Linked DNA regions of Homo sapiens: region 2 is linked to region 1. Evidence: chromatin contacts called from ENCODE Hi-C or POLR2A ChIA-PET data. All regions are on one chromosome and are shown on one strand. Each heading gives the region's core, a stretch centred on a gene start or an enhancer-like site at or near the end of the contact. The rest is flanking DNA. Distances are from core to core; before and after follow the strand shown.

The links. Hi-C counts contacts between places; a loop is a spot of excess contacts on that map. ChIA-PET counts read pairs that join two places held with the same protein, here RNA polymerase II (POLR2A). Pooled maps may share reads with other maps.
Region 2: a map with no recorded cell type shows a loop between it and region 1 (5-fold over the local background). The contact joins the enhancer-like site here to the promoter of LINC02038 in region 1. A Hi-C loop is called at or near these places in 3 of 168 maps with a recorded cell type or tissue (Caki2, MCF 10A and PC-9), 8 of 37 single-sample maps with no recorded cell type and 7 of 50 pooled maps. POLR2A ChIA-PET finds 5 or more read pairs at or near these places in 1 of 52 experiments (MCF 10A).

Annotation. Positions count from the first base shown.
Region 1 is chr3:193,840,665-193,847,386 of GRCh38, forward strand. LINC02038 (long intergenic non-protein coding RNA 2038) reads right to left here and starts at 3,345. Exons shown (of 3, transcript NR_146718.1): 1 at 2,988-3,345; 2 at 2,414-2,561; 3 at 164-2,091. RefSeq lists a silencer at 1,856-2,039.
Region 2 is chr3:194,304,467-194,311,188 of GRCh38, forward strand. It overlaps LINC00887 (long intergenic non-protein coding RNA 887), which reads right to left. Exons shown (of 3, transcript NR_024480.1): 2 at 1,291-1,561. Among named protein-coding and RNA genes, the nearest start is that of LINC00887, 5.0 kb to the right of the region's middle. RefSeq lists enhancers at 2,446-2,685, 3,196-3,345, 4,899-4,948. Within about 2 kb of position 2,330, at least 5 of the 41 ENCODE cell types and tissues checked have a DNase peak (open chromatin) inside an H3K27ac peak, as active enhancers do.

The sequences.
Region 1 (6,722 bases), core at 2,095-4,594:
TAGGCATGCAACAACATTCCTGCCCAAAAAGAAATTGATGAGGACTCCTGGGCTTAAGCAGTTCTCCCGCCTCAGCCTCCCAAAGGGCTGGGATTACAGGTGTGAGCCACTGCACCTAGTCTTTTGACCGTTTTCAGATTGTGTTCATTGTCTTTTTAGTATTGAGTTTTAAGAGTTATTTATATATTCTAGATACAAACCCCTTATCAGATATATGGTTTGCAAAATTTTTCTCCCATTCTTTTGGCTGTCTTTTATACTTTCTTGGTGGTGTTCTTAGAAATACAAATATTTTTAGTATCAATGAAATCCAACTTAACTATTTTTTCTTTTGTTGCTCATGCTTTTGGAGTCATATCTAAGAAACCATTGCCTAATGCTAGGTCATTAAGATTTATCCCATCTTTTCTTTTAGGGGTTTTCATAATTTTAGCTTTACATTTGAGTCTTTGATCCATTTTAAGTTAATTTTTGTGAATGGTGTGAGGAATGGGAAAATTTATCCCATGCCTCTCTCCTAGCTTCTGGCAGTTCTTGGCTTTTCTTATAGATAAATCTTTCCAATCTCTGCCTCTGGCTTCACATGGCTCTCTCCTGTGTATGTCTCTGTGTCTTCTCTTTTTCTGTCTCTTTATCAGGATTTAAGGCCCACTCTAAATTCAGGATGATCTCATCTCAAGATCTTTAACTTAATGACATCTGCCAAGACCCAATTTCCAAATAAAGTCACATCCACAGGTGCTAGGGGTTGGTATTTGGAGTATCTTTGGGAGGCACCACTCACACCTGTCCCGTGGTCTTCCTCTGAGGATGGGTGAGGAGAAGATCAGTTACTTACTCACTCATCTGCTCACTCCTCCAACAGCTATGCCAAAGGTCATAGGAGGATCCAGGGATATGATAATAAATTGGAGAGGATCCTTGCCCTGGAGAATATCACTATTTGGAAGGGCTTTGGGATATGAATAACAGAAACACAAGGAAAGGGATGGTGAGAGCCATAAGATTCGGAAGCTGAAGGACTAATGGAAGCAGCCCAGAGAGGGAAGGGCTTTCAAAGCAGAGGCTGACATTGTCAGCAAAGGCAGAGGCTAGAGAGCAAAAATAGGTCAGGAATCCTTGCAACTGAGTTTGGCAGTAATGGCGGGTGTGGGCGAGAGAGAGAGACAAAGATAGAGAAGCAGTCACCCAGAAAACTCAGGCTCCAACTGCCATAGTTTCTTTTAGGATATGTGAGGGTGGGCTGGGGTTTGCAGGACCACTTATTCATACCTTCGGGACCCTCCAAAACTGGCCTGGTAGTCTAGAACTCCAGGTAGGGATCACCCTGAACTGAACCTGCAGCTAGAAGATGTGGGCTGACCATGAATTCCATATACCTTCACAGGTGAAGTTGTATGAGCCCAGAACCAGCTGAGTTCCCCAATCCAGGCTCATGCTAAAGCCAGTTCTGATCATCTCACTTCCTCATTTGGCAAGAAAACGCCTCTGTCGCAAACCAATTGCTGAGCTTCATGTCTTTCATGCAAATTTTGCTATAAAATCCTGTCACAACAAACAGAACTGAGCTGCTCCTCGGAGCTCCATGAACGTAGATGGCAGGACTGTCTTACTTTTTGAGGTAGCAGTCACGACAGTTGTCATGGGGTAATATTATTGCTCCAGAGCCCTGTGGCCAGGGTCCTGCTGAGGGCTCCACACAGAGGGGACAGGGTGGCATGTAGACAGAAGGCTCTCACTGACTGGACCTTGGGACCCTTGAGATTCTGAGCCCAAGAGGTGTCACCCCACCCCATTGGACCTTATCGACGGCCTCTCCCCTGAAGAGCAAAGGCTGAGGGCAAAAAGGAAAACAGATTAACAGCGCAAAAGCTCCCTGGGTCTTCAGCCAGGAGCGGCAAGTTCCTTACAAATTTACACACATGTGGCAGAAGCGTAACAATAAGCAGAGTCGTGCTGGGCTAGCTGCGCCGCTTCTGCCGTGGAAGAACAGGTTCGGCAGCCAATCTCCTGGGAGGAGCCCTCTTTGGTGGAAATTTGGACACACAGGAAGAGCACACACTGGTGGGGCCTTGTTCCCTGCAGCACCATCTGGGTGAAAAGGAGGCCAGCATACGCAGTTTGGAAGCAAGAAGTCACAGCATGAAATATGCAGGACTTCCCTCTCCTAAGGCACAGTTTTCCCAGGTTCAAAATAAGCAGCGTGATGTCCTCTGCCCACCCACCCCCTCCTTTTCTTGTAGTGTCCCTTATCTCACTTAACAAAGTGTGGGCTCTCACCAAACCAGAGAGCCTTCCTGAAACAGGCAGAGAGAGCACTGCTCCCCACCCCTCACATCCTCCCTACCCTTTCCCCCGACCCCCCTCGCCAAGCCACAGAGGGAGGGCAGTTCCCAGGGTAAGCCTCGTGTACCAAAAACGGTCTGTGCTCTGCGTGTGCGAGGATTGAGAGCCACAGTGGACTAAAGCCAGGAGACTTGGTGTCGAGTTCTAGCTCTGCCACCAACATGTTCAGCGGCTTGGAGCATGTCACTTGGTGTCACCACGCCTCCGTTTTCTCTCTGTAAAACAATCCAGGTAGTACGGTATTTCAGTGTTGCAAAGATCCTTAGAGATTTAGTCCAGGAGTTGGCAAAATACAGTCCACTGGCCAATCTTGTTCACCACTTGTCTTTGTAAATAAAGTTTTATTGGAATACAACCACGCCCCTCCATTTACAACCCATCTGTGGCTGCTTTCATGCTACAGTGGTGGCTTTGGATAGTTGAGAGAGATACTGACCATGTGGTCTACAAGCCTAAAATATTATATTTGTCTCTTTACATAAAAAGTTTGCCAGCCCCTGCTCTAGGCCAACATCATCATGTTAACAACACAGAAAGAGAGGCATGGGCAGATTAAGGAATTTGCCAAACTCATAGAGCAAGTCAGGGCAGAGGCTGGGACAGCCTGGCGCTCCTGATTTACATTGGCCCAGAGTTCTTACCTGGTCTAAAGCTCTCCGTCTGATTCTAGGTAGAAGCTGTGCTGGGGAGAAGCCTTGTGGGGATAGAGGAGCCGGTTCCATGAAAGAAGTCTATGCAGTTGGGGCAGAACCCTGAGACTTCTGCAGCAGGGACAGTTCTGTTGCATTCTGTATGGGTCAGCGTGAGGCTACCACACCTCAGGGCTGCTGAGCTTAAGAGAGGAGCCAAATGGCTCTCTTGATAGGAAATGGGGCTTCAGGTTGAAATCAGATGAGAGCTGGCCTCTGAGGACATTTTAACCACAGGTCACAGCTCTTGGTAAACTTTAGTTGGCTTTTGAACCACGGGGAGACATTTTTTCTTGCCTCTTTACTTACTGGCTATTTCCTCCTTCTAGCATTCATTAATCTGACTGGTTAACCATTGAACCCAACTCAGTCTCCTCTTGTTTCAAATCTTGTTCTCCCTGTTGGCTTCAGAAAAAGAGTTCACACTAAACAAACCTACTTTTTTTCTCTTTCTTTTCACAGCCAGAGCCAAGTGATAAAGGAGGTGGGGTCAGGGGTGCTATGTTTACTCTAAAAGACACACCCAAACCTGAGCTCTGGGAGTGGGGAGGGCCCTTCTAATGCAGGCCAGCCATTTTCAGAAAGAAATGTATCAGCTGCAACAGACACAAGGCAAAAGCAGCTTAATTAATTGGCCTATGGGCACAATTTAGAGAAGAGATTTATACAAGCCTTAATTTTTCTGATTTCTCCATCATTGTGTAAAGTATCATATTTCCTGCTTCTTAACACAATTGCTATTTGCTTTAAATCCACCAGTTAAATGGAGAGTGGCTTATAAAAGGAGAATTATAAGAATGGAGGAGGGAACAGAGCCGAGGCTGTGGGAAGGAAAAAGAGAAAGGGGCTGGGGCAATGTAAGGGAAGAGCCTTCTGAACAGAAGGGCCTCAGAGCCTGACATCAGCCCTGTCACCACTTTCCTGTGAATTGTTAGGGTCTGCTGGAATGTAAGCTCCATGAGGACAGGATTTTATTTGTTCACTGCTGTATCCCCAGCACCTAGAATAGTGTCTGACATGGAGTAGGTGCTCAGATGTGTATTTGCTGAATGAACGAACACAGTCTTTCAGCAGGGAATTGAGGCCCCACAGTGGTTCATGTGTTGTCTTTGTCCAAACGGATTCAGAAGCTCCTCTTGAATTGGCACAGAAGTCACCATAAAACTTCATGAAGGACAAGAAGGACTCTCTCTCTCCTGAACCATGAAGATAGCTGCAGAAAAATCTCACCCCCAAGGGTAGTATTTCCACTAAACACCCAGGGAGATCCAGGCAGTGCCCAACACAGCCCTGTCATTGTGAGTTTCTCCTTGTCATTCAAAGGGACCATATGTACACAATGTACACAATGGGAATTTATACCTTATTCTAATAATGCCTACTAGTTAGTGAACACTATTTTGTGTCAGGCATTTCACAAATATTTTCTCATTTAGTCTTCATGGTAACATTGCTAGGTAGCTATTATTACCCCCATTTTACAGATGAGAAAATGAAAGGTTACTGATATGGTTTGGCTGTGTCCCCACCCAAATCTCATCTTGAATTATGGTTCCCATAATCCCCACACGTGGTGGGAGGGACCCAGTAGGCGGTAATTTATTCATGGGCGTGGTTACCTCCATGCTGTTCTCGTGATACTGAATGAGTTCTCATGAGATCTGATGGTGTTATAAGGGGCTTTTCCCCTTTTGGTAGGCATTTCTCCTTCCTGCCACCATGTGAAGGATGTGTTTGCTTTCCCTTCTGCCATGATTGTAAGTTTCCTGAGGCTTCCCCAGCCATGCTGAGCTGTAAGTCAATTAAACCTCTTTCCTGTATAACATACTCAGTCTTGGGTATGTCTTTATTAGCAGTGTGAGAACAGACTAATACAGTTACTGAATTTGCTTATGGTCACACAGAGTTCTGATCTGTCTTAGGCTTGTCTGACCCTATAGACAGTGCTCCTTCCCCCAACCACACATTCTGCCTCTGTCTCTGTAACCTTGGGCAAGTCACTTCTCTTGGGCTTCAATGTTTGTGTTCTCAAATGTGGGAAGCTGAGCGATGTTATTTAGAAAGTTTTCCACCTGTGGGTCTGTGAACAGATGACTTCATTCCTTTGCAGGCTACAGCTTCATTTTGCTTTTGGAAGTTGAAATAGCAACACCCTTTACTGAGAGTAGCTGAAAATCTTTTCTGTTCCCTCAGTTTGGTGATACTTTGAGGCACTCTGCTAAGTCCTGGCTTTGCTTCCTTTTATATAGTAAAGAGTAGCCCAGTTTTTAATCTTAGCCCCAGCCTCAGCTGGGCTCCCACCACCATCCTTGCTGCCCTGGCTGTAGGTCTTTGCAATGGTCCCAAATTCTTTTCCATTTGTTCAGTGCAATAGTAAAAGTAAGCAGACCCCTTCCAGGAAGCTGTGCACAGGGCAGCATGCTGACGCGGCTTCCCTGTGCTCTGAGAGCAGGTTTCCTCAGACAGCCTCTCAGGCACCGGCGAACATGTTTCCTTCTAAAGCTGAGGTGGTGAGGGGAGAAGATGGAAGAGAGGTAGCTTTTGGAAGGTGAAAAGGAAGAACCCTGGGAAGACAGCAGTGTTCAAGGTGGGGCCAGGAGTCTTAACTCACTTGTTGCCCAACTGAGGAGCGAGGGGAAGTTCAGATTCTTAGCACTAGAAGGGACCCTGGTGATAATTAAACACATAGTTTCAGGTTTTCCTAGCTGCAGAATCCAGTGTGTAAAACAGAAAAGTTCCATTCTGGTTAAATTCAGAGGAGTGGGGTGGCAGTTGTCTTCTCCCTTCTCCTCCAACCTGTCCTGGCCACCTAACAGTGGTCTCCAGGACTTCCACAGAGCACAGTTGGAAATGATTCTAATCTAACCACAACTCCAATTTTCCACCCAGAGTCCTATAAAGGGAACCATTTACCAAGCCCAGTCACTGGTGGCAGCCTTGGAGCTCACATTCAGAACACAGCCACTGACTTGGTAAGCCAATAAGGTGGTTAGGAAAAGGGTCAAATGTGGTGCTGGCCCAGGAAGGATAATGAAAAAGCACATGCAGTTACGTCAACATCAGTCATTTTGCTTGGGTAGCCTTGAGAGCAGGCCATACTGAGAGCAAGGCAAGCTGTGATGCCACTGCTTTGCCAGCTTTTGAACCTCTGGATCCATTCAATTACCGTGACTTCCTACTCTCCCCATGCCTCACACATTCACCTTATTGTATCTGCCAAGAAGCCTCATCCAGTGCTTCTGTTTCTTGGTTTCCCCATTTTCTCTAAGTCTATAGTTCTCTCCTAGTTCACTTCTTTTCATATCACCCTAAACTCTGGGATCCATCTCCAACCAATCTCTAACCAATATCCCCCAACTCCATCACCTTCAGACAGTGACTGTCTATATGCTGATGACTCAAGCCCTGCCCTTTCTCCTAAGTTTCTTTTTTCTTTTTTTCTTTTCTTTTTTTTTTTTTTTTTGAGACAGGGTCTTGCTCTGTCACTCAGGCTGGAGAGCAGTGGCATGATCATAGCTCACTGCAGCCTCAACCTCCGGGACTCAAGCAATCCTCTTGCCTCAGCCTCCAGAGTAGCTGGGATCACAGGCACACACCATCATACCCAGCTAAATTTTGAATTGTTTTATAGGGACAGGGTCTCATCATGTTGCCCAAGCTGGTCTCAACCTCCTGAGCTTAGGCAGT
Region 2 (6,722 bases), core at 1,080-3,579, 460 kb after region 1:
TGTCTCTTGTTCGCCATCGCCCCGCTGTGTGAGCACAGTGCTAGGGATGTACTAGGTGTTCAAAAGGCATATATTGGATGATGAGCTAATGAATGGCAAAATGGGCAGATTATCACAGTACCTGAAACCACAGGACCTCACCCTAAATGGGCACAGGCCAGATGCCCAGTGCTTTTTTTTTTTTTTTTTTTTTGAGATGTGGTCTCACTCTGTTGCTCAGCCTGGAGTGCAGTGGCGCAATCACCAACCACTGCAGCCTCGACTTCCTGGGTTCAGGCAATCCTCCCACCTCAGCTTCCTGAGCAGCTGGGACTACAGGTGTGCACCACCACACCCAGCTAATTTTTGTACTTTTTGTAGAGACAGGGCTTTGCCATGTTGCCCAGGCTGTTATCGAATTCCTGTGCTCAAGTGATCCACCCACCTCCACCTCCAAAAATGCTGGGATTACAGGCGTGAGCCACCATGCCTAGCCTGCCCGGTGCTATTCTGATTCATACACTTATATTTATAGCCATCAAATCTCAGGGCTTCCTTGGGTCCCTGGGCGACCTCTGGCCAGTCTCTTTCCTGCTCTTGCCTCTCTCACCGAGCTTAGAAGAGGCTAGGCTTAGGGCTTCTTGTAAAATGACCAGCTTTCTCTAATTGAAGACCAGGGTACCCTATCACATTTGTATCTATTCTTTGCTCTTTTTCTCTTTCCTAGTGACCCTCATGTTGTCATATTTGTTGCCAAGCTCACTAAGGAGGGCACCACGGGACCAGGGTTGTCACCTCTAGGCAGAGGGGAAGCTTGAAAATGACAACACATGGCCCTAGGATGTTCATAGGCACCATCACAATTCAACTGCTTCCTCAAGGCCCAGGGAATATTTTTCTTTGCAAACTACTAGTATTCTATCAGTATGACTAGTAGTTTAAATTGTTTGGAATCTTCTGGTCCAAGGCAGAGCTGTGGGGCTGTGGAGGCAAAGTCCTGCCTGAAATGGGACCCCCTGCAGGGTGCCTGAAGTCTAAGGGTCTGGGTCCTCAGCCACGGATCACACAGCCTGGAGCCTGTGAGTGGGGAGCCCCTGCCACACTTCCCTCAGCCAGAATCCTAAACCCGCAGGAGTCCCGGGGCTCTGCGACACTCTCTAGCCCAACTCTCTTCAACACCAAACCCCTTATGCATCTGTCAGATGGTCCTTCAACTTCTGGGTGAAGTGCCGGTTTAAAAGTGAACTGCCAGAGAAGCAGTCGCTCCAGATGTCTTCAAAGGCCAGTGTCTGTAACCCCATCTGTTCTTACCTCAAAGGCCAGGCTCCCATCCATCATGATGGGGAGAGGTGGGAAAGGGCTGGCTGGTCCTGTCAACTCCGATAAACAGGTGAAACACTGGCCAGGTGTTCCTGGAACTGGGATCTCCCCTTTTCTCTCCCATGCTGAGCTGCTTCTTGGAAACATTCGCAAGAGGGTGACAGTCTTCCCTCCAGATCCCTTCTTCGTCCCCAGGGCACCAGAATAGCAGCTGACAGCCCCAGCACAAGTCCTTGGATTCTTTGTCATGTTTAAGAGGAGGCTGGCGGGTGGAAGATGGGAGAGGAATCCAATTATTTAGTCAATAAACATGTATTGAGAAGCCAGTGTGTGCCCGGCACCCTTCAAGATGCTTGGGATATCTGAGTGAATGAAACCCACAGGATCTGCTGCCTGTGGGGCTTGCATTCTAGTGAGGGGAAAGGTCAGAGTTCAGGCAGAGTCTTCCTGACACAACGGGCTTCCCTTCCCCCAGGGCAAGAGGGATCCAGCCAGGCTCCTGCTGGGCCAGTGGATCAGTCCCCGATCCACTCCCAGAGCAAGCAGCCGCAGTCAGCAGAGACCCCACCCTCCAGATCTGCCAAGCACATCGGCTGACTCCAGCCCCCAGAGCCACAGAGCCACTCAGCAATCAAGGAGAGTAGCTCCCAGCCACGGTTGGTGGCAACCCCAGGGCCCGCTGTGGGGGATGCTGTGGGTCCACTCCCTGCCACCTGCTTCCTGCCTGTGTAGCCACAAGGGAAATACCACCTTCTGAGAAGGGGGAGCCTGTCACCCAGATAAGCAGGTTTTGTGGGCCGCTTCCACAGGAAAACATGCTTTCTAAGAAGCCAGTCTCCTTCCTCTCGTTGTTTTCCTGGCAAGCAGAAGCAGCGTGAACACCTGCAGATCGCAGCGAGATGAGGTGGATTAAAGTAAACTCTCCTTACTGTTAAAACGCCCAGCATCCCCTCAAATGCTGGGGGTGGCTTCCCAAATATAATCTTTTTAGAGAAAAAAAAATGCCCACATCTACCACTGTTTGCAAGCAATTCAGACAACTTAGGTGTGTCTTCTCCCTGTTGCGGGCAATGAAAAAGAGGCTGCTGACATCTGTTTCCTTTAAGAAACTTGTAAAAAAATCCTCATGCAGATGCGCACGGTTGCTTGGCTATGAGCAAAGCAGCATGCCGTTCCTGACCATCCATGGGCCCCTCCTAACCTGAGCACTTGCTGGGGCCAGAAGACCCCTGCCCCAGGAGCTGGCAAGGGGGTACATGGTTCGAGGGTGGGTTTCTAGCTCCTAGGGTGGACCTTTGACCCAACCAACTCCTAATCAGCAAAAGCCAAACGAGACAAAACCACTGTGGGGAAACTTCTCCCTTTTTAAGCCCCAGCTTGTATAAATTAATTCTTTGTATACAACCATGAAAGGAGATCTGAGGTGAAACACAAGTCACCCCAATGGTGTAATGAACTTTCTGAAGCTTAAAAAAAGTCATCAAAACACGGAGGCAGTTGGGTGAGACATTTCCTCCAATGCAAAATCAGTTTCTACATCAATGATTCTCAGAATGGGGTAAGGTGGCAGGGGAGAGAGTATAATGAGTTTAGTGGCTTTTTCAAACTACCTGTGTGCCACTCCCATCCTCAATTCTAGAGATTCTGGCACACGCCCCAGGAAGCCTCTCCTGACCGAGAACTCCCGTCATGGTGAGTTCTTCTTACTCAGTGGTTCTTAAAGATGAGCTTGCACCAGAAGCACCTGCAGGGCCCGGTAAAGCCCAAACCGCTTGTTCCCACCCCCAGTTTCTGATTCAGTAATCCTGGGGTGGGGTCCAGAATTTGCATTTCTAACAAGTTCCTAGGCGATGCTGTTGCTGGTACCAGGGACTGCACCAAAAATCCTCCAGGTGTTTTGAGGCAGAAGATAATTAAGAACAACTGGGTTGAAAAGAAATTATTTGCTGTGTATTGCAAAAGAACAAAATCAAACCTCTTTGTAGCACCTCTTGATGCTGATGGCATGGCGGTACACTGAAGTATTGTGGGGGAAATGGCTGAGACCCCAAGGCTAGAGATAAACACATGACCCAGATTGTAGCTCCATCCCCCCCACTTGCAGATCTCGGACAGGCCAGAGAGTCCCCGCTGTGAGATAAAGTTTGGGGTTGTCAGCTGCTCATTTAGCTAGAGCACCGATGAAAGGAGAATAGGGCATGGATTCCATCTCCACATGGGTCAGGAAGCTTGTCCTGTCCTGTGGCTGTGGGCAGTGGCTTATCAGGGGTCGATCCTCAGGCCACTGAGCAGAAGAATGCAAGGGCAGCCACCCCTCACCAATGAGGCTACTCAGTGCCCACGCTCGACCCACCCCAGCTATGGCAGAAACTTTCCACCCAGAAGGAAAGGCCCCATTATTAGAATTCAGAAGGGACTTTGTGGCAACCAAACTTACAGCGTATATGCCAACGTCATGCCACACCCCAAAGGTCAGTGATGGTGCCAGTCATGATCTAGAAAGAAACTGGGCCTGCGGTTCCAGGGAAGAAAACCCACAGTCTGGGAAAAGTAGAATTTGAGAATTAACTTTGATTTCCTATTAATTCTTATCCCACATGGGATTACACTGTCTGGTAATTATAAGTGTGGGGTGGGGAAATCGATTCCTGTACTTCCTCCATAGAAGGGAACTTGTTTGTCAGAACTTCCAGGGCCTAGCACAGCCCTGGAACACACTAGGTCCTCAGTTAATGATAAATCTTTTACAGTCAGTGCCTCCCAGAGGGGAGAAAATACCATCAAAAGTCAGGACTTTGGGAGCCTGGGAACCTAGTGTTCATCTTAGAGAAGCTCAATGCCGTCTAGCACGGAATTCTGCAGCCGTGGAGCAAAGATTCCTTCCCCTAATTCTGTTGGCTTGCCTGGCTCTGCTCCTGAATATTTAATTGGAGTAATTAAGCCTATCACCAACAGGCTGTCAGTCCCAGCATTCAAAAACTCTCCTGTTGTTCTTCCAAAGAGTTAATGATCTTCAGGCCTTGAAAAGATCCTGCATTTTTGGCTGGTTATCAAAATCAACTAGAGAAGAGCTGATTTCAGGATGCTGACAGCCTTGCTCTCTTGCTCTGTGGTGGGGGCTGTGCTGGGCTAGGGGAAGAGGACTTGCATTCATACCCACAGACATTCCCACACACACACACATACGTGCACATCAACACCAACACCAAAACTTAGGTGTTCACTGATTTCATGAGGCGATTCATTTTCTGCTGGGTGGGGTGGGGTAGTGGTGTGGTGCAGCGTTAATGATTCCTGAGACATGTCCTGTCTTGTATGTTTATACCTCTGCAGTTAGCCTTTCTTCTTTTTTGCCCCCGATCCTACTCAAAGTACCCTTAAGTATGGAATGCATGATGAACAGGCCAGATGATTCTATCAGTTCTCTTGGAGTTTCCTATATTCTATTCTACCCCTCAAGATCACTTTCACTTCCCAGACTAGTCATTACGATGCCCTAAATGCTGGTTAAGGGTCATGACAAAAAAAAAAAAAATCCAGCTGAAAACTACTTGGCCATTTTGCATAAAACTGGGGTCAACCCACTGGTCTGTTGTATCACTTGACAGGAGCCCCTTAGGAAATCTCTTTTAGAGCTCAAAAGCCAGGTGAATTTTATCTCTCCTAAGAAATCCACTTACTTTTCCCTGTTTTATTTTTGTCTTGGCTGCCAAGAGCCTCAGAGTTAAATTTAATAACAGTTTTAGGTTTTGTATATTTACTTCCCTCCTTCTTCCTGTGGTCCTGAAAATAAGATAACTATTTTAATAATCTTACTGAATGTATTTTCTTTGTTGTAAGGCATGCAATTTTTTTTTCTTTTTTAGAAAACACAAGCTATCAATGATCTTAGTGTAAAATAAGTGCAGGATCCTGCACTCAGAGGGAAAGCCAATTGCATACAGAATGATGATTCCCTATAAACAAAAATTCCTGAATAAGATTAAGAGGGTCATAGTGGGCCACAAGCTGACAGTGCAACAGTAACCCTGTGCAGGGAAGCGGGTGGTCCCTAAGAGACCAGGCTTCTGAGTGTATGCTATCTTATTTCAGCCCTCCATGAAGCTTCGTGGTTTAGCTTTACAATGGCCCCTAGAGAAGATCTTACTAAGAGCTGTAGAAAAAGGTTGCGTTGTGCTTAACTGCAATCCTTTCACATGTGAGAGCAAGCTAACATACATCCGTTAGACACCTACTGTTTTCAGAATCCTGCCAGAGGAGCAGTAGGTCTTTTTCCTCAGTGGTTTTCTCCCACCCACAGTCACCAGTGTAGATAGAAGCCCTTGGAACCACGTTCCGCAGCAGCACAACAGGTGGGGCTTGGGAAGACAGTGCATCTCCTGCTAGCCAGGCTGCCCAGACCCTGGGGTGAGTGTCCAAGTAGGTCTTGGACTACCCTCTTCCCCCAGCTTTTAGAAAATTCTCACCCAATTGGACTGCTGTGAGGGGGACCTGATCTGAACCCTCAAACTCCTGCTCTGCAAAGCCTAGATCAGACAGAGGCCCAGCCTCAAAAGCACCTCACTGTTCAGGCCACACAGGCAAGCTCCCGGAAGCTGGGCATGGAGCACTGCCACACGGTATGGTCCTAATTCTCCTGTCTCATCCTCCGCAGCCTTTGCTCCTGGAGCGGCTGTGTTGGGTGTTCTGGCACCAGTGGCCACACGAGCCATGCTGGCCCCTTTCCCTGACATTTTTTAAATATAAATTTTTAAATGTGTCTTTGAGATGAAAGCAGGAATGCCAAAAGTAGGCCGACGCTTTCTTGTGTTCAATTACAGCCCTGGGGAGTACCCCACACAAGGAACTGCTCAGAGCTCCAGCCAAGATGAAATCTGCTTTTCCAATAAGCACTTCAAATGGCAGGGGATGTTGTTGGCTGGCTTCAGCAACTGGGAGGCCAACAGTTAATAGGGCTGGGCACAGAGGCAGGGCTGCCCGCCATCAGGGGAAATCTGAAGCTGCCTTTCACAGCAGCTTTCACCGCAACTGAAGTTACAAGACACTTTTCTGGCTCCCCCAAGCCAGTGGCATGAACCCACCTTTGGACTTCATTGAAAAGAACTTCCAAGATTTAATCTTCCAAGATTAAAGATTTTGATATCCAATGTATGGAGAATTAATTACTCTCTATACAGTTTTTCTTCATTATTTTCTCAGGCCAAATTCCTTTACAGTAAGTGTTAGGCATGTCCAAATTATTTTATTGGACTGGAATTTTGTTGGTTTGAATATAGGCCATGCCAGAAATGCTGATAAAATGAAATGAGGATACTGATGGTGGTGGTGAGGATGGATGGATGGATGCGTGGATCGATGGATAGATGGATGGATGGATGCATGCATGGATGGATGGATGGATGGATGCATGGATGGATGGATGC